Regions from separate parts of the Homo sapiens genome. Here region 1 is linked to region 2. A link is an interaction called in ENCODE POLR2A ChIA-PET data of the cell type or tissue named here. Cell type or tissue: Caco-2. All regions are shown on one strand. Links, peaks and the distances in the headings refer to the core of each region. The heading gives the core; the rest is flanking DNA. Region 1 overlaps GTF2B (general transcription factor IIB). Region 2 overlaps PKN2 (protein kinase N2).

The links. ChIA-PET counts read pairs that join two places held together with the same protein. Peaks named below come from ENCODE experiments on the same cell type or tissue, not always from the same donor. Only the 100,000 strongest peaks of a DNase experiment are listed, where the experiment ranks them.
Region 1: POLR2A ChIA-PET joins it to region 2 with 6 read pairs; 7 of 35 experiments call an interaction of 5 or more read pairs at or near these places.

What each region holds. Positions count from the first base shown.
Region 1 is chr1:88,850,134-88,858,133 of GRCh38, forward strand. It overlaps GTF2B (general transcription factor IIB), which reads right to left. Exons shown (of 7, transcript NM_001514.6): 6 at 7,073-7,354; 7 at 2,500-3,213. The coding sequence ends at 3,080. Among named protein-coding and RNA genes, the nearest start is that of GTF2B, 37 kb to the right of the region's middle. In Caco-2, for the core only: no CTCF peak of the experiment used is centred there; no DNase peak of the experiment used is centred there.
Region 2 is chr1:88,766,455-88,782,544 of GRCh38, forward strand. PKN2 (protein kinase N2) reads left to right here. Exons shown (of 22, transcript NM_006256.4): 4 at 3,898-4,015; 5 at 4,967-5,112; 6 at 5,209-5,425. Among named protein-coding and RNA genes, the nearest start is that of PKN2-AS1, 89 kb to the left of the region's middle. RefSeq lists enhancers at 7,092-7,386, 7,528-8,125, 7,606-8,805, 8,126-8,721. In Caco-2, for the core only: no CTCF peak of the experiment used is centred there; DNase peaks (open chromatin) are centred at 7,267 and 7,897.

The sequences.
Region 1 (8,000 bases), core at 1-8,000, 79 kb after region 2:
CTTCAGTGAATTTTAGTAGAAAATCATCCAACTAAAACCTCCATAAAGATGGAACAGTCTTCAAAGAAATAGACAAATAAGGACTAGGGCCTGCTCAGGTGAAGAACGCTTGAGGGGCCTGAGCCCCAAACAGAATTGCTGCGGAGCCCTGCGCTTCTTTGCTGAAAGCGAAAATATTCCAGTAGTCAGATTTAATGACTTCCCAAAAGGGTTATTAACAACGGATCCAATTCCAACCACTTCTACCCCTTTTGAGAACACTCAAGCATGTGAAGCCAGGGATGGAAGGAAAAAACAGGTCACAGTGCTACTAGTTACCCTTCGAATAGACATTTTTCTTTATTTCAGTATCTGGAATTAAGCTGATTTAACCATACGGGTGGCTTACGGAGGATTTATAACTAGCATTTTAATTCCTTTAGTTTCAAGAAATGCCTACAATGCAAGCCTCATTCTCAAAACAAACAAAAAAACAATCCAAACATACCCTCTGACTCCAGATTAATCTTCAAAATCAATTCTCCTGATCCAAACTTTACAAATGTATAGACAGCAAAAAAACAAAACAAAACAAAACAAAAAAGACCATGTTGTTGACACAAGTAGTAAGGGCTAGATTTTTCTTTTCCCTTTATCTGAATTTTTCTAGCTACCTAATAAATGCATCTTTTTAACCAGAAAATCGAACAGACTAAACAAGTCATATTAAATCTTAATCAGTTATGCTGAAAAAAATGTGGGCCAGGCACGGTAGCTCATGCCTGTAATTCCAGTGTTTTGGGAGGCTTAAGTGGGAGGATTACTTGAGGCCAGGAGTTTCAGACCAGCCTGAGCAACATACTGAGACATGTCTCTACAAAAAAAGAAAAAATTAGCTGGGTATGGTGTCCTGAACCTGTAGTTTTAGCTACTTGGGAAGCTGAGGAGGATCAGTTCACCCCGAGTTTGAGGTTACAGTGAGGTATGATCATGCCACTGCACTCCAGCTTGGCTGACAAAGTGAGAATCTTTCTCTTAAAATAAGCACAGCAAGAAGCTGAAATGAAAAAAAAAAAAAAAAAAGTACTGGGAGGCTGAGGCAGGAGAATCACTTGAACCCGAGAGGCAGAGGTTGCAGTGAGCCAAGATCCTGTCACTGCACTCCTGCCTGGGCTACAGAGTGAAACCCCGTCTCAAAAAAAAAAAGAAAAGAAAAGAAAAGAAAAAAGCCACCAAAATACTCGTTATTTCCGGGTGACTTATGTATTTTCCTAATTTTCTGTAATCTGTAGGTACTGACCTTTACTAAGTGCAAAAATAACCTTTGATAACTGCAGTGGTCACTGAATGGGGAACTTTGTGGCTAGTCACTAGAACCTGGGGAACACTAGAAAGCACCCCTGCTCCTTAGTCCGTATGTGGAGATGTGTGATGCTAGAGATCAAAGATGCCGTCCAGAAGGGAGATAGACTGAAGCTTCCTTCTTCCTAGGTCTCACGCTGGGTGGGACAGGTTCTCCCTGACTGGATTATTTTTCCGGTGTTCTCCCCTAGCTCTGAGCAATACTGGGTGAGTGTCCTATGTTTTGTTCAAGGGAAAAATACCACTTGTCTTCATGGTGCCAATACTTATCCCTGCTCCATGGTCAGCAGAATGGCAGTGGAGGTCTGCTCTTGGGAAAGTCCCTCTATGAACCAGTCTGACCCTGCCCACCAGGCCACAACAGGAGATTGTCTTTCTAGTCTAGTGCTAACCTCTTTTCAGATGTTTCAGAACTGTGACACCTGTTTCCAGAGCAGTGAACAGTGGTGATGTCTAGTATGAATTCAAGTCCCCTGTAAAAACTACCTGATCAAAGAGCAAAATGTTGCTGGTCTTCTCTTATAGTGAGTAGAAGTCAAATGACCCTAAATCATTGTTCCTTAAAGAGTCATAGGCAAAACATCTAACACATCACAATCACGTAAAGGATGCTAGTTAAAAACAACTACTGGACAATCCCAGGCCCAGTAATCTTCATTTAAAGTGCTCTTTAGGCCAGATGGGGGCTCACGCCTCTAATCCCAGCACTGTGGGAGGCCAAGGCAGGTGGATCACTTGAGGTCAGGAGTTCTAAACCAGCCTGGCCAACATGGCGAAACCCTGTCTCTACTAAAAATACAAAAAAAATTAGCTGGGCCTAGTAGTGGGCACCTGTAATCCTAGCTACTCAGGAGGCTGAGGCAGGAGAATCGCTTGAACCCTGGAGGTGGGGCAGAGGTTGCAGTGAGCTGAGATTGTGCCACTGGACTCCAGCCTAGGCAACAGAGCAAGACTCTGTATCAAAAAATAATAGATAATAAATAAATGAAATGCTCTTTAGTCTATGAGTACACCAGTAAGCCTAACAAAGAAGAAAAAAGAACCAGGGATATGCAGATTCTATAACATAAGATTTTAACACCCAAAAATTAAAATCTGTTGTTCTACTGCTGCTTTTATCAGCATCATATTCTCTGCTCAATAAGCTCACTAAGAAAATCACATACTTAGAACATTTTAATGTCTCTCAAGCTGGTGCCTTTCAAGGCCCAAGCTCATCACTTCTTGTTTAATAATATACATAATAAATCTCACATACACATCCTTTCAAACTGGAAACTATGATGTTGATGTTAACAATGGTTCTCAAAAGCTTTTGCTCTTTCCATAAATTTATTAAAATAAAAAACTATGTATATATAAGTAATGGAAATAAAGTCTATCAGCTTTATTAGCTGCAATGATTTGCATTATTTGTAATTATGTATCATAAGTTACATGTAACATATAACAAAAACTTGAGTTTTGAAAAATGTTTTATTCAAGAATTACATAATTTCAAATATCTTCCAAAATACAGTTTCCTAGATTGCTACAAAAGAAATTTGATAAGAAATTTAAATCATTAAATATGTTTCACTAGTATATACATACAGAATGCCAAGCAATAGTATTCAGCCCTGGAATGCGTACCATGTCTTTTGTTTTTCCTCATGAAAGGCTCAACCCAGCATTTTGTATAGGCTATGTACAACAGGCAAAGTTTTGTATTCAAGAATTTGACGTTAGCTGCCTCAATTTATAGCTGTGGTAGTTTGTCCACTGGGGTGTCAAATTTGAAGTCTGTAGGAAACAGATCTGGGGCTCGAGGATAGATCAGTCTATAGGACTGTCTGATTGTAACATCAGCAACACCAGCAATATCTCCAATTTCTAAAAGACAAAAATCGAAACATTAACCATCATTTCCATCCTACCTCCTTTCCACTACCTGCATTGTAATTTGTGAGATATGATAGTATAAAGTGCCAAACTTAAAAACAAAACCAGAAGTGATTTCTAAAAACTGATAATAGAAATACATACTAAAAGGTAGAAAGCGGGAGCTAGGCCGGGCGCAGTGGCTCATGCCTGTAATCCCAGCACTTTGGGAGGCCGAGGCGGGTGGATCACCAGGTCAGGAGATCGAGACCATCCTGGCCAACATGGTGAAACCCCATCTCTACTAAAAATACAAAAAATTAGCCAGGCGTGGTGGCATGCGCCTGTAGTCCCAGCTACTCAGGAGGCTGAGGCAGGAGAATCGCTTGAACCCAGGAGGAGGAGGTTGCAGTGAGCCGAGATCGCACCACTGCACTCCAGCCTGGCGAGAGAGCAAGATTCCATCTCTAAATAAATTAATAAATGATGTTTAAAAATCCATTTTAATAAAGCATTCATAATACTTAACCAAATACTGTCTCAAAAAAAAAGTGGGAGCTAAAGTCAGTAACAAGCAACAATAAAAATGATTACTAGTACTTACTACCTTACAGGGTTGTCAATGTTTTAAAGGGTTTAACTAACATAAAATATATGAATAGTGTTCAGGTCTTAGTATTAGGAGTGTTATCATCTTATACTGGGTATTGTATTTACAACTGACTCCTCCTTTTTCTTTATAAATCTTTCTGAGGATCACAAAAGTACTCCACAAATATGTTCTTGTAAAGAAATTCACTTTATATTTCTGTGTTTGAAAGCTCCCATGCAAAATCTCCCCTAGCTAACTTCTGTTAAGGGGTCCTTATTAAAAACAAAATGTGATACTATAAATATTGTTCTACAATCTTTTTTTCTACTTAATACATCAGAGATCAAACAGCTACTTATTATAGCATACGGAGATGTTTTTCACTGATACAAGCACATACTTAAATATTTTGAGCTCAAACGAACATTGTACAGAATCCTAACAGATCCACTTTTACCCTTTAAAGTCGCTGTCCCTTTTTTCCTTTCAAAGTCATTAAAAGAAATACTAAAGGACTGCCACTACAATGTTTGGTTAAGTATTATGAATGCTTTATTAAAATGGATTTTTAAGCATCATTTATTTATTTATTTAGAGATGGAATCTTGCTCTGTCACCCAGGCTGGAGTGCAATGGCAAGATCTCGGCTCACTACAACCTCTGCCTCCCCGGTTCAAGCAATTCTCCTGCCTCAGCCTCCTGAGTAGCTGAGGCACCTGCCACCATGCCCAGCTAATTTTTGTATTTTTAGCAGAGGCAGGGTTTCACCATGCTGCCCAGGCTGGTCTCAAACTCCTCACCTAAGGTGATCCACCTGCCTCAGCCTCCCAAAATGCTGGGATTACAGTCATGAGCCACCACGCCTGGCCTAAACACCTTTTAATACAAATTCATTTTACTACCTTTTCAGTTGATTCAAATCAGTGAGGTTTTAGTGATTTTCACTGTGAATGCCTGCCATCATTGTACAATTAGCTAATTTTAAATTTCCGTATCTCACACTGCATTACATTATTCTACATCTAAATACCAATAAATGCCAACTATTTGAATGTCAACTGCCTGCTGTGCAGGGAAGAGAAAGACCTTACATTTGAAGAAGACTTTACATATAAAGCCAAAAAGCAGAAAGCAACAAGATTAATGTTTTCATGTTGTTCATTAGAATAAACTTTACAACTAGGAATGTACCTCAAGGACAAACTGCCTAGCTGCAACTTCTCAATTTTACTAAAAGACTCAAAATTTCCTTAAAACGTGAGTGAAGGCCAAAGGGAATGGATAATGGCTCCTTCAAATAACTAATGATTGGCTTTCTTTCTCTAATTATTCCTATCATTTATTACTTTTTTCAACATATAGCCTAAGCTGAAGGCTGTTGTGAATAAAGTATTACAAAGTTATTGAGGCCAGTAATTCACTTTCTGTTTTTGTTTTTTTTTTTTTTTTTTGAGACAGTCCTGTCTCCCAGACTGGAGTACAGTGGTGCAATCTAGGCTCACCGCAACCTCTGCCTCCCAAGTTCAAGAGATTCTTGTCTCTTAGCCTCCCGAGTAGCTGGGACTACAGGTGTGCACCACCATGCTGGGCTGATTTTTGTATTTTTAGTAGAGATGGGGTTTTGCCATGTTGGCCAGGCTGGTCTTGAACTGCTGGCCTCAAGCAATCCACTCACCTTGGCCTCCCAAAGTGCTGGGATTACACAGGTGAGCCACCGCGACCTGCCACCAACTTTTCTTTTTTTTGAAAAAGAGCCTCACTCCATCAACCCAGGCTGGAGGGCAGTGGCATGATCTCAGCTCACTACAACCTCTGCCTCCTAGGTTCAAGTGATTCTCCTACTTCAGCCTCCCTACTAAATGGGATTCAGATATGTGCCACCACACCCGACTAATTTTTTTGTGTTTTTAGTAGAGACAGGGTTTTGCCATGTTGGCCAGGAGGCTGGTCACCGCACCTAGTTTATGAATTTCTTTACATGCATTTGTTCATGAATAACTTCTGTAATCCTCAAAGACTTAGAAAGGAGTAGTCACTTCTAACTTTAAAAGGGAGTTAGTGGGCCATGTGTGGTGGCTTGTGCCTATAATCCCAGCACACTGGGAGGTGGAGGCAGGCGAATCACATGAGGCCAGGAGTTCGAGACAAGCCTGCCCAACATGGTGAAACCCCATCTCTACTAAAAATACAAATATTAGCTGGGCGTGGTGGCACGTGGCTGTAGTCCCAGTTACTCAGGAAGCTGAGGCATGAGAATAGCTTGTCCGGGAGGTGGAGGTTGCAGTAAGCTGAGATTGTGCCACTGTACCTCCAGCCTGCGCAACAGAGGGAGACTGTTTCAAAAACAAAAAAAAAAAAAAAAAACAAAAAAAAAAAAGGAAAAGAAATTCACTTAATACTTCTGGTGAAAGTTTTCCTACAACACTAAATTTAAACATAGCTTTAGAAGGCTGAATTACTTACATCTACTTATTTCAGAATTTGTATTAAGAAACTGTAAAATACTGTGCAAAATGGGAAAAAACCAACCTTCACAGAATGTTAAAGGCTGATGGCCAACACGTATTTTACAGTGTGTCTATCTGTAGAATCCCATGCCAAGCAGTGAGAAACAAAGCATGGCCTCCCTGACCCCTAAGATTTAAAAAGGTAAGTTTGGAAAGGAAAAGAGTATTCAAAATGATCAGGAGGAATATATTCAGGGAGAAAAAAGAACTTGTAAGAATAAAAGATGTACAAACTAAAATAATTCAAATGGGAAAAAAATTAGGTTTGTTCACAGGGTTATGTCTCTGAACATTTTTTTTATGAGCTGCTTAAAAAGCAAAACATATTTTCTTAACATTTTGACGTTGAGGAATGATGTCTTAAACGTGGGTTTTTTTTTTTTTTTGAGATGGAGTCTTGCTCTGTTGCCCAGGCTGGAGTGCAATGGCACAATCTCAGCTTGCTGTAACCTCCACCTCCCAGGTTCAAGCAATTCTCCTGCCTCAGCCTCCTGAATAGCTGGGATTACAAGCCCCACCACCACACCCAGCTAATTTTTGTATTTTTAGTAGAGATGGGGTTTCACCATGTTGATCAGGCTGGTCTCGAACTCCTGACCTTAGGTGATCCTCCCGCCTCGGCCTTCCAAAGTGCTGAGATTATAGGTGTGAGCCCCCGCGCCTGGTCAAATGTGGGTTTCTTGCTATTTACCCGGTTCAGACTTAAAATGGAAAAACAATCACATGCTGCAAATTTCAGTTTACTGCCACACTTCCTGATGACGAACCCTACCTTTTTGGGTCCTCTTTTCAGCTGATGCCTGTGAGGCCATGTAAATAGCTGCCGCTGCCACAGAGATGGGGCTCCTCCCAGGAACCAAGTCCAGTTCCACAGCTTTACGGGCTATATGTGTAGCTGCCATCTGTACTTGTTTAGGAAGACAAAGGTTGGAACAGAACCTGGACATGAAGTCCCCAGTTGTAATCAAATCCACACTGGTTTCTAGCGCTTTCAAAATAAGTTTAAAACACCGACCAATTTCTTTCTTAGAAATTCGTGATACGGCACATATTTCTAAAAGAAAAAAAATTAAATAAATCAATTCACTTAAGCCATATAGTTCATCTTAAAATCTACCATTTCTAATTATAAACATAATATACATTCTAATTGTAAAACATTCAATCATACCTTAAAGATGAAACCCTAATCATCTCAGTGATACTTCCCACAGAGTTAACTGCAAATTTCTCAGTTAACTTTAATGTTCATCACACCTTTTTTTTTGAGATGAAGTCTCACTCTGTCGCCCAGACTAAGGGTAGTGGCATGATCTCAGCTCACTGCAACCTCCACCTCCTAGGCTCAAGTGATTCTCCTGCCTCAGCCTCCCGAGTAGCTGGGACTACAGGCGTGCACCACCACACCTGGCTAACTTTTGTATTTTTAGTAGAGATGGGGTTTCACCATGTTGGCCAGGCCTGTCTAGAACTCCTGACCTCAGGTGATCCTCCTACCTCGGCCTCCCAAAGTGCTGAGATTACAGGCATGAGCCACTGCGCCTGGCCTAATGTTCTTCACTCTTTCAATTTAGAGTTTTTTTGTTTTTTGAGATGAAATTTCACTCTGTCGTCCAGACTGGAGTGCAGTGACACCATCTTGGCTCACTGCAACCTCTGCCCCCTGGGTTCAAGCGATTCTCCTGCCACCCGAGTAGTTG
Region 2 (16,090 bases), core at 4,381-12,380:
AAAAAACATAATTTGAAAGTCGTATAATTTTTTAGTTATTCTTATAATTGTAAAATATTTATTCCAAATACAATTACCAGCATTATAGAGTGCCAATTACTAATAGTTCATTACTTTAGTGTGTTAGGTTGAGCCATATAAAATTGCTGTTTTTTTAGTTCAAAATCAGACACTGGCATTTTCATGTAGTTCTACCTAAGGTATGTAAAAACTTTCCCAAAATTTGTATTAACATAAAAGTCAGATTTCTCCAATATGTAAACCAGTCCGTGTACTCCAGCCTTATCTCTTCCCTTGTACATATTATGTGCTTAATAAAAATTCCATTGAATGCCTGAAAACATAAAACTGATATGTAATAACTGTATATTGCCTGTGATAGATAATATCCAAAATCCATTTTAAAAGTTTCATCATACTTTGACATCCTGCAGATCCTCCAGAAATTTCTGTGGGAAAATTCACCTATTTTTAAAATAAAATACAAGTGCTGTTTCTTGCATGTTGAATTGAAATAGTGAAGAAAGGAGTATTTCCAAAGAAGTAAAATGATGGAACTACTTCATTTTGCATGACAATAAAATAATAAAAGAAGTAGCTTAATTGAAGAGAGTAATATTATATGGTTTACTTAATATTTATACATTTACATTAGAACTTCATTGGAATAAGACACTTAATCATTATTTTTATTGTCCTAAAAGAGAACATTTTAATGCCAATTATGTGCTAGGCAAGATAATTTTAGTTTAATGCTTACAAAAGTTTTATATTTAAGAGAATGGTATCACAATTTACATAGTTTATGCAAGAAACCTAAGGTTTTCAGAAAATAGGTAAATTGTCCAAGTTTATATATAATAAGATTTGGGCTCAAATCTGACTGCAAAATACATTTGTCCCATTAAATTATGAGCTTTGGAATACTTTTACTCTAGTCTGATCTCAAAGAAATTCATTCATGCCTTGCATTACAACAGGGATACATTCTGAAAAAATCATCAGTGGGTGATTTCATCATTGTGCGGGTATCATAGAGTGTACTTACACAAACCTAGATGGTACTAGGCTACATGGTATAGCCTATTGCACCTAGGCTGTAGTAACAGCATGTAACTATACTGAATACTGTAGGCAATTGTAACACAATGGTAAGTACTTGCATATCTAAATATATCTAAACATAGGTATATGTAGTCCGTTGTTGACCTAAATGTCATTATGCAGCAGTCTGGCCAGAAGCTATTTGCTAAATGACTGACTTTGGGAATACAAAAGAAATAAAAGAAAAATTTATAAATTTCATAAATATGCAATTATTTTTTCCTCCATGGTATATTAACCTGAGTTTGGTATTCAGCAGGGTATATTTCAGCTCACTTTTATTCCCCTTATCTCCAATCTCTTTCTTCTTTATTCAGTGTCATATAGTGTGTGTTTGATTTATTGAAATAATACTGCCGTCATCAAGCGTGTCTCTTGGGTTCTAAGAGACATGAATCTCCAGGAGAATACAGGTTGATTGTGTGCTATTTTATCCAAATTAGTACTGATTGCCTTAGTGATTAAAAATAGAGATGCTTAAATAATATGCAAAGCTTCTCCTTTCTTATGAATAAGTGCTTTCTAACTTGATGCTTAATCAATTTGTGTGTGTATGTATGGATGGATACCAGTCTTTAACAATTAATGCAACTCTAAAAACAGGAAATGGCATTAACTTCTGATATTTCTTTTTAAAATTTCTTAGTTTTCTACAGTTGCTGTAACAAATTATCACAAATTTAGTGGCATAAAACAACAGAAATTTATTATAATTTTGTAGTTATTTTGTCTGAAGTGAATCTTAGCTTAAATCAAGGTGTTGGCAGGACTGCATTCCCTTCTGGAGGATGTAGGGCAGAATGTTTCCCTGTTTTTTCCAGCTGCTGGAGGCTACTCACACTTCTTGGCTCCTGACTCTCTTCCTTTGTCTTCTAAGCTAGCAATAGCAGGTCCAGTTTTTCTCACATCCCATCACTCTGACCTCTTCTTCCTCTCTTTTCTACACTTAAGGACCCTTGTGATTACATTGGGCCTATCTGGAAATCAAGGACAATCTCTGTATTTTAAGGTCAAATGATTAACAACCTTAATTCCATTTGCTACCTTAAATCTCCCTTGCCATGTAACGTAACTTACCAACAAGATTCTGAGGCTTAAGACATTGACATCTTCGAGTAGGTCATTATTTGGCATATAATTCCTTCTGTCACTCACATTCAGTGTTACTGGAACTAAGCAGAGGTATGCTCTTGCATTGATTCATTTGTGTTGCTGTAAAGGAATATCTGAGGCTGAGTAATTTATAAAGAAAAAGGTTTATTTTTGGCTCACAGTACTGCAGACTGTACAAGAAGGATGGTGCTGGCATGTGCTTCTGTTGAGGGCCTCAGGAAGCTTACAGTCGTGATGGAAGATGAACGGCAGCCAGCTTGTCATCTGGTGAGAGGGAGCAAGAGAGAGAGGAGGAAGTGCCAGGCTCTTTTGAACAAACAGCTCAACAACCAGCGTGAACTCATAGAATGAGAACTTACTCATACTGTGAGGGTGGCACCAAACAATTCATGAGGGATCTGTCCCCGTGACCTAAATACCTTCCAGTAGGCCTCGCTTCAGACACTGAGGAATTACATTTCAAAATGAGATTTAGAGGGACAAACATCCAAACCATATCAGGCATTAACATTATTTCACTTAATTCAGAGCTTTTTTTTGAAATCTTAAGATATAACAGAAGTGTTCTCCAGCTTTATTAAGAAGGTCTCATTTTTTGACATTAAAGTGTTTCTAGGGACCTTTCTCATTGTCACCAGGGTTGACAAATGCTGTTTTCTACCTTTCTTAGCATAATTAATTGGAACACAATTGCTATCTGTGATTAGGTTTTTAGTTTAGGTTTAATCATGGAGGCATTTATTTCATACTATGTTTCTGAGTCTTAGAGTTATTGATCATAGTAAAGGAAAATTCTTTATGTTTTGTGTAAAGCAAAAATAAGAAAATTACAAATGTGAATTTGGATTTTGATTTTCTAAAAGATAGTAATAAGATTCAAACCTACAGTATCTGTTAGCAGATAAATGGATTGTGCGATGTATATATATATGTATATACACAATGAAATATTGTTCAGCCTTAAAAAAGGGAATACTGCCATATATGACAACATGGGTGAGCCCAGAGGACATTATGCAAAGTGAAATAAGCCAGACACAGGAAGAAAAATACTGTATGATCTCACTTACCTGTGGAATCCAAAAAAAGCTGAATAAATAGAAACAGAGAGTAGAATACAGTTACCAGCAATAGGGAGGAAGAAGAAATGGGGAGAAGTTGGTCAAAAGGTACATACTTAGAGTTAGGTAGGATGAATAAGTCCAGAGGTCTAATACATAGCGTGAACTATAGTTAATATTATATACTGAAAATATGCTAAGAGAGTAAATTTTAGGTACACATAAACATACACATGAAAAGGGGTAACTGTAGAAGGTGATGGGTCAGTAAATTTGTTTGCCTGTAATAATCATTTCACTATATGTATGCATACCAAAACATCATGTACACTGCAAGTATATACAATAAAAAATAAATTTTAAAAATACACAGCCATAATAAGATTTCCTTTTCTCCCAAATTGTCTTAACTAATGGAGTTGTTTTTCACAATTATCACCCTGTAAGTTTGATGGCTCTTTTTTAGTAAATGTATCTATAAGATATACTATAGCGCCAACAGCATTCTTTTAACTCTGTTTTTCACTTGCTGATATATCACTTGATCTGTTTAGAAGATAGGAAAATGTTTCATTTTTCCCTTTATTTGCTTAATTTTTCAAACTTATTTTTTTAATAGGATCGGAAACTCCATGGTACAGCTCAGCAACTGCTCCAGGACAGCAAGACAAAAATAGAAGTCATACGAATGCAGATTCTTCAGGCAGTCCAGACTAATGAATTGGCTTTTGATAATGGTGATGGAATAAATTGTCCTCCTTCTTATGAGCATAATGGTGCTAAATAATCTTATGCAGGAACAGGGCAGTGGTTCAAAGTTAAGAGGGAGGAAGCATTACTATTACTTTTTTTTTTTTTTCTTTTTTTTTTTGAGACGGAGTCTCGCTCTGTCGCCCAGGCTGGAGTGCAGTGGCGGGATCTCGGCTCACTGCAAGCTCCGCCTCCCGGGTTCACGCCATTCTCCTGCCTCAGCCTCCCAAGTAGCTGGGACTACAGGCGTCCGCCACTACGCCCGGCTAATTTTTTGTATTTTTAGTAGAGACGGGGTTTCACCGTTTTAGCCGGGATGGTCTCGATCTCCTGACCTCGTGATCCGCCCGCCTCGGCCCCCCAAAGTGCTGGGATTACAGGCGTGAGCCACCGCGCCCGGCCCTTTTTTTTTTTTTTAATCTTGAGTTTTAGACTCTTCACTTGGATAGATGCTTTTAGATATTTGGCCCTTATGTTTCAAGAAGATATTGATCTAGAATGTATCTCTTCATTTAAATAGATTATCAAGTACTTACAATCAGTCTTCATTTAAAAAAAAATCTGTTACCTGTTTAAGAGTATGGCTTTGTTTTCTTTTGTTTTTTTGTTTTGTTTTATTTATTTTTTAATTCCAGAAGAAATCTTTAAAGCTAGTTGCTAAGAGTAGGAGTAGAAACTTTCGGTCTCCCCATGTTACAATATTTGGATATCTTTCAGCTCTAAAATCTTTTTTTCAGATTTGTAATTTAGATGTGTAATGACAAAAATGAAAGGCTCTGAATTTCAATATCATATCAAATATTTTTATTTCAGTGTTTATTGATGTAAGGACTAAGTTATTGTAATGTTATAGGAATTCATTTCTTTTCATGATTTTAATCACTGCAAATTGGAAAGTCAGATAAATGGTGCAATTAAAATTTTTTTTTCCTTTCTAGCAAAACCTGTGATAAGTCCTCTTGAACTTCGGATGGAAGAATTAAGGCATCATTTTAGGATAGAGTTTGCAGTAGCAGAAGGTGCAAAGAATGTAATGAAATTACTTGGCTCAGGAAAAGTAACAGACAGAAAAGCACTTTCAGAAGTAATTTTAAATAAAAATTTTTATTTGGTTTAATAAATACATTATTCAAAGTATGTGATTATTTAAATGACAACAATTGTCTTTTCCCTGTGCAAGGCTCAAGCAAGATTTAATGAATCAAGTCAGAAGTTGGACCTTTTAAAGTATTCATTAGAGCAAAGATTAAACGAAGTCCCCAAGAATCATCCCAAAAGCAGGATTATTATTGAAGAACTTTCACTTGTTGCTGCATCACCAACACTAAGTCCACGTCAAAGTATGATATCTACGCAAAATCAATATAGTACACTATCCAAACCAGCAGCACTAACAGGTATGTAGTGTATAGCCATTGTTTTTTGTGTGTATTTTTGTCTATAACTGGTTCTGATTTAATAATTGAAAGAAAAACCTGTGCATAGATTTTTAAAATTATGATAAGATACACATAGAATAAAATTTGTTGTATTAACCATTTTAATTTTATTCAATTTGGAAGCATTTGCTATATTCACAATATTGTGTGACCATCACCACTACCTAGTTTCAAAGCATTTTCATCACCCCAAAAGGAAACGCATACCTGTTAAGCAGTCACTCCCCATTCCCCCTTCCTCCCAGCTGCTAGCAACTACTAATTGTCTGTCTCTACAGATTTGTCTATTCTAGATTTGTCATATGATAGAAATTATATAATTTGTGACCTTTTTTGCCTGGCTTCTTTTACTTAGCATATTGTTGTCAAGGTTCATTCATGTTGTAGTATGTATGAGTACTTCACTCACTTTTAATGTCTGAATAGTATTCCACTTGTGGGAATATTCTAAAATTCAAAACTTTTTGTGCACCCAACATGATGCTCAAAGGAAATTCTCATTGGAGCATTTTGGATTTGGGATTTCAGATTTCCAGATTAGGGATGCTTAACCAGTAAGTATAATATAATATAAACATTCCAAAATCTGAGATACTTCTGGTCCCAAGGATTTCAGATAAGGAATACTCAACCTATACTATATTTGATTGACCTATTTGTCAGAGCATATGAGTTCTTTTTACCTTTTGACTGTTGTGAGTAGACTGCTATGAACATTTACGTGCAGGTTTTTGCTTGAACATCTGTTTTCAATTTGGGGGTATATTCCTAGGAATATAATTGCTAGGTCATATGGTAGCTATATCTAAGATTTTGAGGAACTGTCAAACTGTTCTTCTCAGCATTTACATTATTTTATACTTCTAACAGTAATGTATAAAGTGGGTTTCAGTATCTCCAGATCCTCACCAACAGTTAATATTTTTTTTCATTCTTCTTTGATCGTGTTCTAATAGGTCCATTATTGGAAGTATGGTAATATATCTAACTATGTCTGTAGAACTGTCTGTATTTCTCCCTTCAGTTATGTAAATTTTTGTTTCCTATATTGTGGGCTGTTTTGCTAGGTTCATGTATGTTTACAATTTTTATATCTTCTAGACGGATTGACTCCTTTACCTTTACCTTAACTCCTTTATAATGTCCTTCTTTGTCTCCTATAACAATATTTAATTTAAAATCTGTTTTGTCTGATTTTATAACAGCTACCCCTACTTTGTTTTGGTTTTGTCTTTGGGTTCAAATGAGTCTCTTTTAGATTATATATTATTGTATTCTGTTTTATAAGATCCATTCTGTCAGTCTTTTTTTTTTTTAATTCATTTTTATTGAGACAGAGTCTCACTCTCATTGCAGCCTCCCACTCCCAGGTTCAAGCAATTCTTGTGCCTCAGCCTCCCGAGTAGCTGGGATTACAGGCATGTGCTACTGCACCTGGCTAGTTTTTGTATCTTTAGTAGAGACAGGGTTTCACCATGATGGCCATACTGGTGTCAAACTCCTGGCCTCAAGTGATCTGCATGTGCCACTGCACCTGGCTAATTTCTGTATTTTTAGTAGAGACAGGGTTTTACCATGATGGCCACACTGGTTTCAAACTCCTGGCCTCAAGTGATCTGCCTGCCTTGGGCTCCCAGAGTGCTGTGATTACTGGTGTGTGCCTCCACATCTGACCAGTGTTTGCTGTTTATTTAATAGTTTAAGACAGTTATCCAGATGAGGTTGCATGCACCTGTAGTCCCAGCTACTTGGGAGGCAGAGGCAGGAGAATTGCATGAGCCCAGGAGTTTGAGGCTACAGTGAGTCATGATTCCACCACTGCACTCCAGCCTGGGTGACACAGCAAGACTCCGCCTCTAAGAAAGAAAGAAAGAGAGAGAAACATTTAAAGTAATTACAGACAGGATGTAATAATCCTGGTGGTAACTACTGAGAGGTAGGTTAAATTTAATAGGTTTGTAGCACAGTCCCCCCACAAAACTGCCATCACTTCATAAGCAAGCAGCAAATTTAGAGTTTCCAAGGCTACATGCACTCCTGACCAACTGTCTACAGATTCCAGGATTTCTACTAGCATCTCAGCTCAGTAATTTGCAGGAACAAATCATAGAACTCAGGGAAGCACTATACTTAGGATTACGTTTTTATTATAAAGGATACAAATTAGGACCTTCATGGCTCACTGCAGCGAAAAGAAAATAAACATAAAGGGGGAGATCTGAGAGGATCTCAAACACAAACCTTATGTGTCCTTAGGATATATCACCCTCCTAACACATCAATGTCTGTCACCAACCAGGAAGTTCACTTGAGCATTGGGTGTGCAGAATTTTCATTGGGGCTTTGTTAACATAGGTGTGATTGAGTGAATCATTGGCCACATGATTGAATTCAATCTCCAGCCTTGTGCCCCTCCCTAGGTCAGGAGGTCAGACTGATAATGTGGCTCAAAGCCTCAACCTCCTGAAGATATGATCATTCTTTCTGGCATGGCCAGCCCCCATCCTGAAACTGTCTAGAGGCCCACCATGAGTCACCTTACCAGGTGTGGTCTAAGGTATCCACTATGAATAACAAAGGCACGCCTATCACTGGGGGAAATTCCAAAGGTTTAGACTTAGAGGCTGTCTTCCAGAAACCAGGGACAAAAACCAGCCAAATTATATACAACAAAAGGGCTTATTTCTGTCATTTTGCGGGTTTTTTTTTTTATGCAAGTGTTTATCTTTTTTTCTCTGAGTTCTAGTACTACCTTCTTTTGGTTTTGATTGAATTTTTCTACTCTGTTTTTATTTACTTATTTTTGAGACAGGATCTCTCTTTGTTGCCCAGGCTGGAGTACAGTGGTATGATCATAGCTCACTGTAACCTCAAACATCTGGGCTCAAGCAATCCTCCTGCCTCAACCTCCTGAGTAGCTAGGAGTACGGGAACGTGCCACCACACCTAGCTAATTTTTAGTTTTTTGCTAGCAATGGCGTCTCACTGTGTTGCTCAGGCTTGTCTCAAACTCCCGGCCTCAAGTCATCTTCCCACCTCAGACTTCCAAAGTGTTGGGATTATAGGCGTGAGCCACTATGCCCAGCCTCTATTCTTACTTTTCTTATTCCCTTCTTGCTCCCTTTTATGAGATAGATAGATATATATATTCTCCCACCTCAGCCTCCCTAGTAGCTGGGAGTACAGGTGCACACCACCACGCTCAGCTTATTTTATTTTTTTTGTAGAGATGGGGTTTCTCTGTGTTGCCCAGGCTGGTCTTCAACTCCTGGGCTCGAGCAATCTGTCCACCTTGGCCTCCCAAAGTGCTAGGATTACAGGCATGAGCTACTTATGCCTGGTCTTTCACTAAATCTTGAACTCCTCGCAACCACTCACCTCACTTCCTCCGTAGTTTTGCCTTTTCCACAATGGTCATACAGTTGGAATCTTAACAGTATGTAGCCTTTTCACATTGGTTTCTTTCACTTAGTAATATGCATTTAAGTTTCCTCTATGTCTTTCCATGCTTTGATAGCTCATTTTTGGTTTTGTGCTGAATAATACTCTATTGTGTGGATGTACCATAATTTATTTATTCATTCATTTACCGAAGGACTTCTTGGTTGCTTCCAGGTTTTGGCAGTTATGTATCAAGCTGTTATAAACATCCATGTGCGGGTTTATTATTTTCTTAGTGATTACCCCAATGATTATAACTAATGTCCTAAATTTATTATAATCTTATCTTTAGTAGCCTACAAAAAACTCTTTGACTGTGCCCTTGTTATATTGTCACAAACTCTCTTTATGCACCATATACCCATTAACATAGGCTATAAATATTGTTTTATGCATTAGTCTTTTAAATCATAAAGGAAACAAAAAGAAGAGTTACTTAAAATACAGAAATATTGGCTTCTGGCCAGGCGCAGTGGCTCACGCCTGTAATCTCAGCACTTTGGGAGGCCGAGGCGGGTGGATCACGAGGTCAGAAGATCGAGACCATCCTGGCTAACATGGTGAAACCTCATCTCTACTAAAAATACAAAAAAAAATTAGCCGGGCGTGGTGGCAGGCCCCTGTAGTCCCAGCTACTCAGGAGGCTGAGGCAGGAGAATGGCGTGAACCTGGGAGGCGGAGCTGGCAGCGAGCCGAGATCGTGCCACTGCACTCCAGCCTGGGTGACAGAGCGAGACTCCGTCTCAAAAAAAAAAAAAAAATACTGGCTTCTATATTTACTTATGTAGTTAATTTTACCTGCGTTTGTCTTCCTTTTTTCCTTTCTCTCTCCCTCCCTCCCCCTCCCCCTACCCCCTCCCCCTTGCCCTCCCTGACACTGCCCCCACCCCGCCCCACCCGTCACTTCTCCCATCCTTCATTTCAATCTAAAAGGCTTCTTTAGCATTTCTTATGGGCGGGTCTCCTAGTGTCTACCTCCCTTAGCTTTTGTTATCTAGGAATCTCTTTCTTTTCTTTTTTTGAATGATAGTTTGGTATATATATAGAATTCTTGGCTGGCAATTTTGTTTTTTTCCAGCACTTAAAAAAATGTCCAACTAGGCACAGTGGCTCACACCTATAATCCCAGCACTTAAGGAGGCCGAGACGGGTGGATCACTTGAGGTCAGGAGTTTGAGACCAGCCTGGCCAGCATGGTGAAACCCCATCTATACTAAGAATACAGAAATTAGCCAGGCATGATGGCGCATGCCTGTAATCCCAGTAACTCAGGAGGCTGGGGCAGGAGAATCGTTTGAACGCGGGAGGCGGAGGTTGCAGTGAGCCAAGATCATGCCACTGCACTCCAGCCTGGGTGACAGAGTAAGACTCTGTCTTAAGAAAAAAAAAAAAAGTCCTCCTGCTTCCTCCAGGCCTTTATGTTTTGTGATGAGAAATCCACTGTTAATGTTACTGAGGATCCCTTGTAAGTGATGAATTATTTTTGTCTTGTTGCTTTCAAGCTTTTCTTTGTTTTTTCACAGTTTAATTATAATGTGTCTTAGAGTGGATCTTTTTGAATTTATTCTACTTAGATTCTTTGAGCTTGATGTGTAGGTTCTTGTCTTTCATCAGATTTGGGAAGTTTCCAATCATTTCTTCAAATGTTCTTTCTTCTCCCTCTGAGACTTTGATTTTTGCCTACATTGGTGTGCTTTATGGTATTTCTCTTAGACTCTGATTTTCTTCATTATTTTTTCTTTCTGCTCTTAAGACTAGACAAGTGCAATTGATCTACCTTCAAATTGGCTCACTTTTTCTTCTGCCTGCTCAAATCTTGTATTGAACCTCTCTAGCAAATTTTTTCATTTTTGTTATACTTTTCAATTCCAGAATTTCTGTTTGGTTCTTTTTTATAATTTTTAAATCCATATTGATGTTCTCTATTTGTAGACACATCACTTTTCTTGTTTCCCCTAGATATTTGTCCATGGTTTCTTTTAGATTTTTGAGCATCTTAATTTAGTAAGTCCAACATGTCTTGACTTCCCCAGGGTCAGTTTCTGTTAATTTCTTTTTTCTGTGAACTGACCGTATTCTGTTACTGTGCTTGCTTCATAATTCAAGTACTTCATTTCCTTAGTATACTTACTCACAAATCAGATTTTACTCTTTCCAAAGATTTCATTTTTCTGCTATATGTTGAATGTAGTTGTTTGCCTAGTAACTTTTATAATCTATTTTGTAGAGACTATTCTTTCTCATGTATTACCCCTGAGGTGTCTATTTCATTAATATATTGTACACCAAAATAAAATTCTAAGCCACCCAACTAAATGAATGGACCCCCTCCTCTCAGCCAATGGCATTCTAAAGTAAACCTGAAACACTAGTTCAGGTCGTGCTGGGAATGGGTGGTTTGGACATGCCTCATTATGCCTTCCTCCCTTTGGAATTCAGGTACTGCAGACCAGCATTAACATCAAAACAGAGACCTTAAGACTGACTGAACAGACTCTTTCAGTAGATAAGAAACATTTACAGTCTCTTCTTTCTGAAGCCTGCTATCTGGAGGTTTCATCTACAAAATGAGAACCTGGGTCTCCACAACCCCTTATCTTAACAGCACTCTTACAATACTCCCTTGTATTGATTCCAGGTCTTTAGATAAACTCTTTCTACCAGTTGCCAATCAGAAGATCTCTGAATCCACCCGTGACCTGAAAATCCCTACTTCGAGTTGTCCATCTTTTCTGGACCCAACTAATGTACCTTTTACATGTATTGATAGATGGCTTATGTCTCCCTAAAATGTACAAAACCAAGCTGTAACCCAACCACCTTGGGCACGTGTTGTCAGGACCTCCTGAGGCTGTGTCACGTATATCCTTAATCTTGGCAAAATAAACTTCTAAATTGAGACCTGTCTCAGATACTTTTTGGTTTACTATATAGTCATCTGGTGTTTCAACAGACATTTCCTTTAATTCCTGAAGAAGAAAAGATTGCCTAGTCTTTGCAGCTGGGCCCTGTGCTTGAGCACTCACCCAGACACTTTACAACTCTGCATTTGCTTTGTGCAGAGCTTGAGAGTCAACCATAGGTTAGAGCTTAGGGTGTTCTCAGATCTCTTCCGAGGATGCCTCTTGCTTGCACCTAGCCTTCTAGTTTCCCAATAATATGTAGAAGCATTGCAAAGTCTTTTATTCTCCAAAGCATTTCCTCTGCTAGCTTTTCCTCCCAGTTTCTTTGGCTTTTCTATTGTTTACCCCAACTGATCCTCTTTTTCCTTAGTTTGCAGAGACTGGTTCATTTGCCTTCCATTGTTTTTGACAGATGCCCTCCACTTAGCTGTTTCTCTGCCTTCAAAGATTTTCTTTTTTTTTTTTCGAGACAGAGTCTCGCTCTGTTGCCCAGGCTGGAGTGCAGTGGCGTGATCTCCGCTCACTGCAAGCTCCGCCTCCTGGATTCACACCATTCTCCTGCCTCAGCCTCCAGAGTAGCTGGGACTACAGGCGCCCAACACCATGCCTAGCTAATTTTTTGTATTTTTAGTAGAGACGGGGGTGGGGGCGGTTTCACCATGTTAGCCAGGATGGTCTCGATCTCCTGACCTTGTGATCCGCCCGCCTTGGTCTCCCAGAATGCTGGGATTACAGGCATGAGCCGCCGCGCCCAGCCAAAGATTTTCTAGTTACGTGAAATAATGGCAAGCTGTTGGTGTTAGTATTTTAGGGAGCCCTCAGACAGGTCAAAGCAGGTGACCACAATTATTTGAGAAAAAGATCTTCTCTGCTCCCTCCTTACAGCAGGCTGCCATCTTCAATACTGCCCCCAAGGTATTGGGAGTGAAGGGAGGGATGAGGCAAAGGTAAGTGAAAACTCCACAGAGCTCTCCGGAGTGTCCCTTGCTTTTTGGATTTTGATTAAACATTTGCTTATTTGTAGTAAACCTTTGAATGTTTTCCAGAGTTCTGATAAACTCAGTTCTGAAAGTTTCTGTCAGTTTCTTTTTCTGTTTCTGTGAAGAGACTGTCTTTGTACTTTTTTTTTTTTAGGATTCATTACATATATCTTTTTAAAAAACAATTTCACAAGGCCAGATTTATTAAAGGAATATACTTTATTCTGCAATTATGTCCATCCTAGATACTAGATACTATGTGATCTGATCTGTACCACATGAGGACCTTCTTACTCCATCATTTTCTCTGACATCACCTACAAAGGCTTCTTTTTTATGGACCATGTGAATATGACATATTTTTGTTACACAGACTTTCCAGAATCCTTTAATTTTCTTATAAATATTAATGCCAACAAACCTTAAAATTTTTGAGGTTATGAAAGTGTTCTTCAATATTGCATAGCATACTATCACATTCCGGTTGTTAAAGAGTATCATTAATCAGTTTTATTCTGTGTTAAACTTATACATCAAAACATGAAGGACAAATTTACAGTTAAACTTCGCTGTTGCCACTAATTAGGATCAGTCTAAATGTGCAGTTCACAAATTGAGTGCTTAAATCTGAGGCAACCTGGGATACCAAAGTGAATTCACAGGGCCACATCAGGATTTTGTTTTTGAGGGATGCACAGCATTATCTGTACTTCATGTAGTCACCATTCAGACTACTAGCTCAAGGTAGTTACAGTTTCAGGGTTAGGTGGAGCTACATTCCTTTCAGTGATGTTGTGTATTTATGAAGCTGGGTTTTCCTCAATTGCTGTGATTTTGGTTTTTTTAAAGTGCTGTGTGAAATCAGTGTGGAATAGGAAATCAGTGTGGTAGTTTCCAAACTGATTCCAAAGCTTTAGAGTTATACAGTGCCCAAAAAGAAGTAATCTTGCTTAAGAATGAAATGAAAATACTTTTTCTTTTAGTTATATGTATTTTTTTTCAAATAGCTATTAATTTGTTAGGAAAGCAATCATATCCTATGTTTGGACCTAACTGTTTAATCAACAAAACTATAAGGTATATCTTTTGGCCTAGGGACACAGTTAAAAAATAGTTTAATAAAACATTAGGGCACCATGAACTGAGAAAGCTTGGGAACCTCTGATCTAATTCTTTCATATTGATAACTATTTATCTTTCCAGTCATATCTGTGTAACTCCTATCATGAATATTCTGTCATAAACTGGTTTGTGCCCAGTGCCTCCCCTACCTTGCTTAAATGTCTTTGCCTTAGTATTCATCTTCTTATATGTATTTTTAAATCAAAACTGGAATATAGACCTGTAAAGAGCAAAGACCTTGTCATCTACCTACATATAATCCTAGCCTCCAGCACAGGATATTTGATACATTCAACAAGTACTTGGTAAATAGTATCTGACAATTAGGCAGGGACTATACTGCAGGCAAGGACTGTACTTATTGTCTGCTAAGTTTCACCACCTTTTGGCTCAATGCTGAACACATTGTTGATACTCAAGCATTTCTGAATGATCCATTGATTAAAATAAGGTTGTCAAATATTTTGAATAACAATATTTCTAGAAAAGTAATAAAATCACATTTTAGAAACTCAGCTGATAATGACTGGAAATTTTTTTCCTTTTCTATTCTAGTCTCCTGTTCCCTCCTTTCAGTTCCTTCTTCCCCTGTTCCTCATTCCATTACTGAACTTTACTCAAAGTTATATAAGTCACCAACCTAAAAAGAAGTATCTTACAATTCTTAAGACATTTTTAAAAAATTCTTTAAGCTCCTACTGGACCATAAACTAAATTTTAAGTAACTAGGGAGAGAAATACTACTGACATTAATAGAAGACTACACATGACGAAAAGATGAACATGGATGAATAGTAAGAGCATTTGCTGTTCTGAATTTTTCACTGCATGCTATTATTTGTGGTTCGTCTCATACTCCAGTTTCTTTTGTGGTTGTATGATTATACTACTGAAATTTGCCAGTTTGTTGCTACTTTGAATAAGGTATAATTGTTTTTTTGTTGTTTTTTCTCCATGTTTTGAGAAATTTACTAGTTTTTTATAAGAGGATATTTCTGCAGAATTAAAAAAAGTTGCCTAATCATACCATGATGAAATACTGAATTAGTGAAATAGGTATAAAATAGTTTTCCAGACAGTTGAAAGAAAATTTTTAAAGCATTTACTTGTTCTAATGCAATTCATAGTTATTACTTCTGAATACCAACATTTACTTCTTGGATTTGCTTGTTTTAAAAATTTCATATTGTGCTTTATGAATGTAGTTTTAAGCTATTTCTAATGTGTTTATATGCAATTGTGTCACCTCATAAAGAAACTTCTAGATGTTTAATAAAGAACTCCCTCTAGATTTTTTTCCTAAATGAAAGCAGGTGTTGAGCATTGTCATGTTCTGATGTATTGAAATTGCTAAAATATTTAATAAGCTACCATAGTTTGAAGTAGTAGCCAGATGTTTTCAGTTTCCCCAGGATGCATTTTACAGTTGAGCATTTACAGTGGAAGTTAGCTAAATTTGCCAGTTTAACAACAACAAAACAAATAAGAAACACAAATTTTTTAACTCAAAATGATATAATTAATGTGTTATCACTGTACAGTAAGATAAGATTTCCACAGTCTAGCAAAACATTATTGACACTCCACCTCCCAACGTTAATAGCCTTATTGAGGTATAGTTTACATACCATAGAATTCACTCATTTTAAACATACACAGTATGATTTTTTTAGTAAATGTATATGCCTATTTCACCATCATCAGTAATCCAGTTTTTAGGGCAGTTTTATTGGAGGAATAATTGACATACAAAAACTATACATATGTTAAGTGTATGGTCTTGCTTTCATTGTTTTGCATGAGAGATCTCCTGCCATCTTAATCTTTGTTCCTCTCTACGTAACATGTTTTTTTCTGGCTACTTTTAGTGTTTCTTGTTCACGACTTGTTTTGAGAAATTGGATTATGGTGTGCTTTAGTATGGCTTGCTTCTGTTTCTTTGTTTAGTGTTCTTTGAACTTCTTGGATACTTCTTGAGTTTATACTTTTCATCAAATGTGGAGAATTCATGGCCTTTTTTTTTTCTAATACATTTTGTGTCTCCGATTCTTTCTGCTCTCTCTTAATGAGGAATTTCAGTTACACATATATGGCCACTTGAAGTTAAACTCACAGTTAATATATGCACTGTTCTTTGTTTATTCTCAAGTCTTTCTTTAGTGTCTTCTATTTTTGAT